Linked DNA regions of Homo sapiens: region 2 is linked to region 1. Evidence: chromatin loops called from intact Hi-C (ENCODE). Cell type or tissue: ascending aorta. All regions are shown on one strand. Each heading gives the region's core, and the rest is flanking DNA. Links, peaks and the distances in the headings are about the cores only.

Evidence for each region. Peaks named below come from ENCODE experiments on the same cell type or tissue, not always from the same donor. Only the 100,000 strongest peaks of a DNase experiment are listed, where the experiment ranks them.
Region 2: it touches region 1 in a loop (5-fold over the local background); 4 of 110 quality-filtered maps call a loop at or near these places.

What each region holds. Positions count from the first base shown.
Region 1 is chrX:118,343,583-118,348,956 of GRCh38, forward strand. It overlaps WDR44 (WD repeat domain 44), which reads left to right and starts at 2,524. Exons shown (of 20, transcript NM_019045.5): 1 at 2,524-2,998. The coding sequence starts at 2,922. RefSeq lists enhancers at 1,755-1,874, 2,065-2,114, 2,656-3,199, 4,695-5,289. In ascending aorta, for the core only: no CTCF peak of the experiment used is centred there; DNase peaks (open chromatin) are centred at 2,019 and 2,479; H3K4me3 peaks cover 3,674 bases; H3K27ac peaks cover 2,639 bases.
Region 2 is chrX:118,724,592-118,729,965 of GRCh38, forward strand. It overlaps IL13RA1 (interleukin 13 receptor subunit alpha 1), which reads left to right and starts at 3,015. Exons shown (of 11, transcript NM_001560.3): 1 at 3,015-3,135. The coding sequence starts at 3,048. RefSeq lists a silencer at 2,624-3,053. In ascending aorta, for the core only: no CTCF peak of the experiment used is centred there; DNase peaks (open chromatin) are centred at 2,910 and 3,490; H3K4me3 peaks cover 3,010 bases; H3K27ac peaks cover 4,751 bases.

The DNA of each region.
Region 1 (5,374 bases), core at 285-5,284:
ACAGAGCACCAAACTAGGACTCCGTATTTGTCTCCACTGCTAGATTATTAGCTTTTTGTAGGCAGAAACTTAAGTTGTCTTTTTCTGTTTTGTTTTTGTTGTTGTTGTTGTTGTTGTTTTTGAGACAGAGTCTCCCTCTGTCGCCCAGGCTGGAATGCAGCGGCGGGATCTCAGCTCACTGCAACCTCCGCCTCCCAGGTTCAAGCAATTCTCCTACCTCAGCCTCCCGAGTAGCTGGGACAACAGGCAAGTGCCACCACGCCCCCCTAACTTTTGTATTTTTAGTAGAGACAGGATTTTGCCATGTTGGCCAGACTGGTCTCGAACTCCTGACCTCAAGTGATCTGCGCACCTCGGCCTTCCAAAGTGTTAGGATTACAGGTGTGAGCCACCGCGCCGGATCTAGTTGTCTTTTTAATCTGTCAATTGTCCTCAGCATCTAGAACGCTTCATGACACCAAATTGTATATGTTTACTGAACTGAGCGACTGGTTTCCACACACGGCATTTTGTTTTTGTTGTTGCTGTTGTTTTTTGTGTGTGTGTGTGAGAGACAGGGTGTGGCTCTGCTGCCCAGTCTGGAGTGTAGTGGTGCTATCTCAGCTCACTGTAGCCTCAACCTCCTGGGCTCAAGCGATTCTCCCACCTCAGCCTCCACAGTAGTTGAGACCATAGGCACATGCCACCACACCCAGTTAAATTTTGAATTTTTTGTAGAGACAGGGTTTCACCATGTTGCCCAGGCTGGTCTGAAACTCTTGAGCTCAAGAAATCCGCCTGCCTCGGCCTCCCAAAGTGCAGGGATTACGGGCGTGAGCCACCGCGCCTGGAACTAACACCTCTATCATATAGAGAAAACTAACTTTTTTTTCTTTGGAAGCCATAAATTCACTATTAGATATCTAGGAAGAGAATACATTCAGGTAGTTAACATCTTTCCATAAATATATATTTCCCTACCTTATATCTGGTATCTTTCCATAATCCAAAAAGAAAACAAAAAAACCTATCTTAGTGAGCAAAACGTTTTTAAAAGTTAGTACTTTGAGTTACATTTTTATACCTAGGAAGTTAATTAACATGTTTAAGACACATAAAACCTAATAATTTTTAGGTTTGACAAAAGTCATACCCTCACAAGGATCCACAAATCCCTTGTCTCCAATTCTGAAACTTCAAAAGCTCTGGAAACCAAGTTTCTGTTTTTTTTTTTTTTTAGTAATTTATTTGACAGTCAAATAGATCTATCTTAAACTTATTTGGCAGAAGCGTCTGACTCAAACTGAATGAGGCTATTTACTTGTATTTATTTATCCCGTATGAACAATCATATATCTTGCTGCAAAAATATTAATATATTTGATTACGCAGTGTTTTCCCTAAACTCCCTGGGGTATTATAGAATATACAGTATATGACATTTGGTTTTTACCCAAGTCCACTAGACCACAGCAGACCTTGCCCTGATTGCTTGACAAAGTCTAGAGCCCCTTTCCAGTTTCTCTGAGACCATACCCCTGGCTCCAATCCAGCCTTTTCTTGAATACTAATTGAGGCTGCACGAACAGCTCAAAATGCCTATCATGATGTCAGTTGGAGAAATAAATATGCTGTGTGATCATACTGAAAGTCAATGTTATCACCTTGATGGTCAATGACCCGTGGTTTAAGAAGGAACATCTCGGTTTTTTAAAAAGTACCTTTCTATTTTTATCACCGGACGCTGGGCAGTTGAGGATCAGAATTAAGCCATTAGCTCGTAGGCTTGCAATGATATCTGCTCAATAAATATTTACCATTTAGCTGACGCACATCTTGGGCAGTATGTAAGAACTTCTCTCACACTGTGTTGGCAGCGACAGACATGTGCGGAGAAAAAGTAACCGGAGGCCTAATACTGGCTCAGCTCCAGCAATAAATCCATCATTACACCATGGAACTGGCACACTCCCCGTGTATATCTCAAGGACCCCACCCTCTGGCCGGCAGGATCATATCTAGGGATCTCAATTAGAGATCTCGTAGTGAATAAGGGCGAGTTATTCTCGTAACGCCAGAGGTGGTGGACCTGCCGACGCCCTAGGGTGGGACATTCCGGGCTTGGATAGTAAGACATCGTAAATATACGCCAAAATGTCCACACCAACGTTTCCCGAGAGTATTTCTTTACAAGTAAAAGACCGACTCAAAATCACCCCTCTCAAAACGCGTCTCTTTGGAACTGCAGAGTTAGGGAGTAAGACTTTCTGCCTGACCCCACCTACGTCGGCCGCGCGCTCTCAGAGCCAGGGCACCACGCTGCTCCTGCGCAGGTCCTAGACTCCTCCCTTCGGGAGGCTCACCCCCTCCCTTCTCGGCTACTTCCGGCCCTCACCGAACGCCCTCAACGCGCTTGCGCCGTTTTGATAGGCTTCTCGGGCCGAAGTAATCGGAGCGCTGCCTCTCTGGAACCGCCCCCGCCACCTCTTCGCCCCGCCCACGTATTACCGCCCCTCCGAAATCTCGCGAGGGTAGGTGCGCGTCGGTATTTTGCGGGCAACTAGCTCTTCCAGCTGCTGTAAATTGCTGCTGCGGGAGAAACTGGAGCCGCTGTAGCCGGCGCGCCCTTCTTCCCTTACTGCGAGGAGCCACCGCCTCTTTCGCGCTCCTTATACACCTATCACTGGGAGCGGTGGCAGCAACATTCCCTGGACCAACCGCCGCCTCTTCAGGCGGCCGCTTTGCCGGTCATTCCCGAAGCCCGGCAACTGAGGGCGGCCCCCTTTCCTTAACAGTCTCCTCGCTACAGATCGTCTGCTCCCTCAGCCTCGCCCGAGACCCACTTCCCCAGTCTCGCCCGGGTGGAGGTCGACGAGGAGGAGACAAGAGTCACCCTTCCTCCAGGCGGCGCCGGCCCCCTCACCCGCGGGTGTGTCCTATAAATGGCGTCGGAAAGCGACACCGAGGAATTCTATGATGCCCCTGAAGATGTGCACCTAGGGGGCGGCTACCCCGTGGGGTAAGTGACTGCAGCTATGACAGGAAGCCGGGCATCCCAAGCCCCCCGCATCTCCTGTGTCTTCCCCCTACACCCCTCCCAGGTCCCGCTGTGTCCGCCACCGCTGTTCCTCCCCGTCTCACTGGAGGACTTCAGAACCCAGACCTGGGGCTTCTTAGGGCGGGGTGACTCGGAGAAGGGGGAGTCAGCCACCTCGGGCAGCCTCCCGGCCGTTTCCCTACTGAACGGTCCCAGGGTCGGTCTCGGAGCCCGTTTCTCTTCTGATCCAGCCTTCTGTGAGGGGGAACAGCTTACGTGCCTGAGTCGGAGATTTGTATCTGTGGGGTTCTGAGCTTACCTTTCAAACATCCGTTTTGGCCTCGGGGACCGTAGATTAAAGGAGCAGTAACAGGAGAAATGTAACTTGTAGTTTTTTATTCTCCCGTTTACCGCTAACTTACCTATTCACTTCAGAGGTGGCTGTAACTCTCCCCTATTTGCCGTCCTCTTTTTCTTGCACACAGCGAAAAGGAGCGGGGGGAAGGTTGGGTATTTGCTTAAGAAAGTCCTCTAGCGAATGTACTCTAGATCAACAGTGTTTTATTAAAATAACACCTTATCGTGAGGTAAAGGAAATCGAATACACGGTCCCTATTAGGCAGAATGCGGTCTAAAAGGATGGCCAGACAGAAGAAATGTGCACAACTGACTGCAGAGGGACAAACAAGTGCTGAGTAATCTGGTGATTGGAAGGAGAGCCCCAGCTTTGTGTTCTTTATCTAATTCTGCAAGATGTTTTAGTGGTGATTAATATGGGTGATTCTGAATAGGAAGTACAGTAGTTGGAATGCTCGCTTGACTAGGACTTGTATTTACTTACCCACTTCTCCACTTTTCAAAGTTGGGGTAGTGCTTTAAAGCGATTTCGCCGAACTCCCCTACGAATGTACGTGGAAATAGAGGCAGTGAAATATATTTTCATGCTGTAAGAACTTGAGGATTGGTAAAATGTAGATGTTAGTATAAAGGACTAATATGGTTCGAGAAGTTCACTGCCTTCAATTCTCACACTTACTCCGTGGGAGTAATAACCCGCTGTGATGCAAGTATAGTTAGCCATGCATGCTAGAAGTCATTCTAAAAACTAATGTATGTTTATACACAATATGCACCAAAAAGTTACAGTAATAAAATCAGAAAGCAATGTACGTTGGTAGATTTCAGATGTTTGTCTTTCCACCAACCTTCATGTCACTGTTGTGGGATTTTGGGGTGGCAGTGGCCAATCTTGAGATGACACCGAATCTCCTTCAAGTTCAATATCTGAGACAAGTTTAGAGCTAGGTGTAGAGCATAGGAAATACATTTGGGTTTTGAAATGTATTGGACTTCCGTGAAACTTAATTTTTGTGTGTGTGGTTTTCCCTTCAAAGTAATGAACTGACAATTCAGATTGAATGAGACACCAAGTCCTTTGGTACTTTTGTGTGTGTGTATTGGGGTGGGGGAGGGAAATCATCAGTTTATGAGCTGATCAGTTTAGAACTACTCTGTGGATATTGTTCTTTCCACTGAATAAGTTTAATTTCAAAGGACGCAAGTTATATCAGGACCTGTGTAAACTGTCTAGTCCAGTACCTGGGCACAGAGAAAGCATTCAAAATGTTCATGCTTTTCTCCTTCCTTTCTTGGCATTGGCAAATTTGTTAACTTTACACAAAGCTTATTTTGGGAGATATATAGAACTTGGACCTATTTTACTTATCTAAACCGGATGAGTCATTTTGATAGAATTGATAGAGTCACTTCTTCCCTCATGAGATAATACAGCTTCTCAAGCACTTTGATCCTCTGATATTAGGTGAAAACTGAAAAAGGTTTTTTTGGAACTCAGCTTTCTAATTTTAACTTTAACCTGCCCAATTACTAAGTGTGTTGAGTTCTATGGATAAAACTACAGGGTCAGTTTGTGGATTTCAGGGCTCCTTTCTGTATTAGAGGATTGGAAAGACAATAGACTAATCTGGAGAATTGCATCTGAAAAGAACTGGCAGCACTGAGGGCAGAAAAAGGTTAGCATCATTTACATTTTCCTCTATCCTTTGTGGAAGGTTGTATCATTTGCATAAGACACCGTGAGGAGATCTGGGTGGGCAACTTATAACCTAGAAATGTAGTGAGAAATCTTGATTTGTGGAAACAGATTGCCTTACTAGATATTGGTCATCAGAAATATGTTCTGTTCCTTCATATGATCTGGAGTGGCAAACTATACAATTTCTAAGGTTAATAGACTGAATTTGGGCACTTCAGAAATGTTCCTTGCTGTTGTGTGTTTGGGAGTACACAGACTATGTCAACAAATTGTAGTAAACTGAATAGGCAGTGGAGACTTAT
Region 2 (5,374 bases), core at 375-5,374, 380 kb after region 1:
CTTTTTCTTTGTTTTGCAGTGGTGTGAGGTTTTGCTTAGAGGACTCTTTGTGAGATTTTTGTCTAAGGGACCAGCACTTTTAGCTAAGCCCTTGGAATATGCTGGTGTCTGTGTCCCTTTTGGACTCAGGAAGGTGTCTCTAAATGGATGGAAGGACACCTGACTTTGGAAAGAGGGACATCATTCTTTCCTGCCAGACATTTTCTTGCATATGCCCTTTTCAGCCTCCAGTTACAGAAATGGACGAAGACTTAGTGAGAAGGGCAAAGGTCAAAACAGTTGAGTGGAGTGGCCTAGGTACACAGGGCAGCGCAGAACTCCAGCCACCCCGGGCCAAAGTGAAAGAAAGGCCACTGGTAGTCTCGCACCCAAGTCATCAGGACTCTAAGGGTTAAACTTGATGTTGACTCATCATGATTTTGATTTACACAAAGCCAAACTGAAAGCTCCTTGTCTACTGCAGTTCCTGGAAAGCCTTCTATCTGTCTTCATTCTTCCTGCAGACCAGGGCAGTGGCCTGATTCAATCCAAGACGCTCTTCGAATCACACTACACGGAGATTACAAATACAAGTTTTATGTTGAAGAAACAGCATTCCTGACTCTTTCCACCCCCTTCCAAAAATTTGAAAAATCGTTGCATGATGTTCAGGGTCGGGAAGAAAGGAAAGTAACAATATAGTCTTAAGGCCAGCAGGCCGGAACTATCTTGGTGAAAAGAAATCAGGTCTCTCCCCTCTCCACACTGCCGTTTGTTTTTTTTCCTCACGATGTTCAGATTCTCAGGGCTTTTCTGGAAGCTCATGACAAGCTGCAATCCCTATTTTTCTAATCATTTGCTACCATTACTGTTTTATTAAGCGCTTGGTCAATCTATGCCAAGCAGTGCCCATGATGGCACTCAGCCAGTCCCCAGGGGCTCCTGTTCCAACTAAAGACTCCTTAAAAGGCAGATGACATAACCATTTTGGAAACGTTATTATAAACTTATTGTATAATGTTTATAGCAAATGTCAACAAGTGTATATGTCCGTGGTGGTGGAGGAAAGGCCTTGGGATACACAGTGGCTGACCTATTTGTGGGAGGGATTTAGAAATAATGATACTATCTCTCAGTTCTACAGGCCTTGATACTTTACAAACTGTTTTCATAAACATTATTTTGTTCGATAACACATGCAAGCCAGGATTTATTTTTTTTTTTTTTGAGAACGGGGTCTCACTCTGTTACAGACCCAGGCTGGTTTTGAACTCCTGGGCTCAGGTGATCCTTCCACCTCAGCCTCCAGAATAGCTGGGATTACAGGTGCATGCCACCATGCCTGGATTCTGGAATTTATTCTGAACCGTTAGCCAAAAGAATCAACATCCTGAGATTCAGCACAGGCAGGCCCTCCTCCTGGAAGCTTCCCTTGCTCCTTCCCTCCCAAAAGGTACCCTTTTTGTATCCCATAATTCCTTGTTCTTGCCCTTATCATTGCCCCTCAGACTGACTGCAGCTTTCTGTTAGCAGAGCTTGCTTTTGGTGAGTGTCTTCAACAGTTCCTGGAACAATTTCATAAATATTTATTGAGTTTGAGAGCCTTAATTCCAAGAGTGGAACCTTTGTTGTGAATAGGTTAAACAACCCTGTGCCCTTTGGGTGGGGTCTAGACTAGGTATATTATCAGCATTTTTATTGCTATACTTTTTGTAACTGTTTTCAGGTATATGCATTGGCTTAATTCGGCCAAAATACACCTCATTATGGGTCTCATCATCCACCTAGACATGATTCTTTTTTGGGAGAAGGTGATAGAATAATGTCCCCCTCCCATGATTCCATATCGTGATCCCCAACACCTGTGAATATGTTAACTTACATAGCAAAAATGACTTTTCAGTTATGATTAAATCAAGGATTTTGAGATGGGGAGATTATTATGAATTATCTGGTGGACCTAATCTAATCACAAGGGTATTTATAAGGGAAAAGGGGAAGTAAGAGGGTCAGAGTCAGATACGACAAGGGAAGCAGAGGTCTGAGTAGTTCCGCAACAAGCCAAGGAATGTGGGTAGCCTCTAGAAGCTGGAAAAGTCAAAGACACAGATTCTCCCCTAGAATATCCAGAAGGAATACATCTCTGCCCACACCTTGATTTAAGCTCAGTGTCACTTCTGACCTCCAGAACTGTAATAAAATAAAACTGTTAAATCACTAAATTTGTGGTCATTTTTGACAGCAGCAACAGGAAACGCCTAAGGACTCTTGTTTTCCTTCCTCCCAGCCTCACTGACCCTCATAGGCGCCCAAGTATCAATGTGTATTCTTCCGATTCACCTCCCATCCCTTTGAAAAATATGTAGAAAGTTTGTCGTGTGCTTTAAAAAATGCACGTATGGTATCCTCCCTCATGTTTGGAATGTTCCTTTTAAAATCAACATTATGTATTGCCAGCTTTCAAATATGCCCTTTGTCCTTTTCACAAAGCACAGTACTGCCAGTGTCCCCAACTCCACCCAGTGAAGTAGGGCTGGTATTACTAACCCTGGAGTCAGCGCTAGCAAACAAGGGCTCAGAGGTCAAGGGCTGGAAGCCAGGTCTCCAGACTCCCAGGCCAAGGCTCTTTTCCGCAGATGACTCTGTCCTGGTGTCCAGCAGGGCACAGCCCCTAGCACCTCCGAGGCCCCGCAAGTGTGCTGGCAGCGGCGACGCCGGCTCCGCCACGCGGAGGGAGGAGGCCCAGGCAGCGCCCGGAGTGGGCGGCGACGTGGTGGAAGAAGTTTTGTTCGGTCAGAGACCGGACGCGGGAGCTGCGGGTGGGCCAGGTGTCCAGCCTTGGGAGCCGTAGGAGCCGCCAGAGCCGCCAGAGCCGCCGGCGCCCCGCCCCGCCTCCTCCGGCCGCTCTCGCCGGCTCAGGTTACCTGAGGCCGGTGGGCGGGGCGGCCCTTCCCGTCTGCGCCGGCCCCCAGCCTCCAGGGCGGCGGAGCCGGGAAGTGGAAGAGGGAGCGAAGGAGGCGGGGACTGCCAAGGCTCCAGCCCGGCCGGGCTCCGAGGCGAGAGGCTGCATGGAGTGGCCGGCGCGGCTCTGCGGGCTGTGGGCGCTGCTGCTCTGCGCCGGCGGCGGGGGCGGGGGCGGGGGCGCCGCGCCTACGGGTGAGTGCGACCCTCGGGGCCCGAGGGGCGGCCGGAGGGCTGAGGGCGGTGAGGGTCACGGCTGAAAGGCCCCGGAGGTCAACGCCGGGCGGAGGGCCGAAGCTGGGGTGGGTGCTGGGGGCTGCCCTCGCGAGGCCCCGCGCTCGGCGGCTGCGGCTTCCCGCGCGGGATCTCTGGGGCCCGGTACTGGGGCCGGTTCGAGGTGGGACCCGGGAGCTGCGGGGTTTTCCCGAACTCCGGGTGCGGCGGAGGTGGCGGCAGCGAAGTAAGAGGGCTGCGACTTGTAGTGGGAAGAGCCCAGGAGGCTGGCGTCCAGGCGTGCGGGGGCGGGGGGCCCGAAACATGCCCACGGCGTCAGAGGGCCGTGGGTCAGCGCCCGGAATGTCGCCTGTGAGCCCGGGAGGAAATGAGGCGCCAGAGCCGGCGGGGACCACGACCGAAGTCCAGGCGAGCTGAGAACGCGCCGGGGCTCTTTGCCCGAGGCCGCGCCAATCCTCACTGTCTAAGGGTGGCTCTTGCGAGTGGAAGTTGAAGGGAACCTCTAAACATCTCAGTCCTTGTTGAAAAAGGACGTGACGCTCATGACCTCCTCTGGCGTCGAAGAAATCCTTTGGGAAATCCAGAATAGCATCCCGGCAGATGCTCCCCCCACCCCACTCTCTTTAATAAACCTTATATTTTAGGGTAATTGTAGATTTATGGAAAAGTTGCAAAGATACTTCAGAGAGTTGTGTATATCCCTCACCCTGTTTGGTAACTTCTAGTTAATCAACCTGGCAGTTGTGAAAAATTGGGAGTTAATGACTTCCTTAGGAGCAGCTCCTGGAAGGAATGGCCTTCTGGACGTTTTTGGTGACAATGAAAGCCCCAAACTGTATAGGTTTTATTATCACATTGACACAAACACTTATATATGCTTATTGCATTTTTACCAATGTGCTTTGAAATCCAAGTTGAAATGTTGATTAGGAAACCTTAATGCCCTCTATGGATTCAGTCAATAAAATACATGCTGCCAGGCAGTGTTTAGGGGCTGAGGATGCAGCAGTGAGCAAAACAGATGAGGTGCCTGCCCTCAGACATATCGGGGGGTGGGGGTAAAATATATGATATGTCTGAGGGTGTTAAGTAGAGAAAAACAGAGCAGGTGGGAAGGGGTTTGCCATTGTAAAAAGGGTGGATCGAGAAGAAAACAAATGTTGCTGAAAGGTGGCATTTGAGTAGAGACCTGAGGGAGACTTGAAGCTTGTCAGTCAATAATTATTCAGGTGTCTGCCTTATTTAGTACTGAGTCAGGCCCTCTAGGTTGACTTAGAACCTGAGAGTGTATAGCAAAATTCTTGCCCCAAAAGGGCCTCTAGTTTAGTTGGGTACACCTGATTTCCGTAATCATATGGGGACATTGCAGTCCAGAGAAGGGAAGGAACTTGTCTAAAGTTACCCGTCTCATTAGTCTCCTGATTTTCACAGTGCCACTCCAGCACCCTCCCTCCTACAGACTCACTCCCACACACACCTGAAACAACAGCTGGCCATCTAGAGAATACTGGCAACTCCCAACTTCATCAGTCCTGTCACAATGGTTTGTCGTTAGCTTGCTTATTTAGAAAACAAACTTCTTTCCCCATTAAAAGTATTGATAGAATTGCATTGAGGTATGGTGGGAAAAAATTAGATGTTTCCAGTGAGACTTGAGTTTTAGTGGTTCTGATATTTACCACCTGTGGGACTCTGGGCTGGTCATTTCCTCTCTTTTGTGCTGCAGTTAGTTTTCTCATCTGTGAAATGAGGAGGTTGAACTGCATAAATTCTAAGAGCTCCTCCAGCTCTAATCCTCAGAGTGTTTATAAAAGTGATTAGATTACTAGCTTAGTTTAACCTGTCCCACTCAATGGCCCACATTGTGGCATGTCTTAATTATAACTAGCATGTATATAGCATTTATGCCCAGCAGTTTTCTAGCTGCTTTACTTGTACTATTTCATTTAATCTTTACCAATAATATAACTTGTAGGTGCTGTTATTAGTCCCATTTTGTACACGAAAAAGTTGAGGCACAGTGCGACCAAGACCCTTGCCCAAATTCGCATACCTGGCAAAGTGGAAGAGCTAGGTTTCCAACCCTGGCAGCCTGATTCCAGAGGCCATGCCCTTAACCACTGTACTCATTGCTTCTGCCCAGCAGAAAAGACGAGAGTCCTTAGCTGGACACCTCCCAGGGTAGCAGGGCAGGACGGCT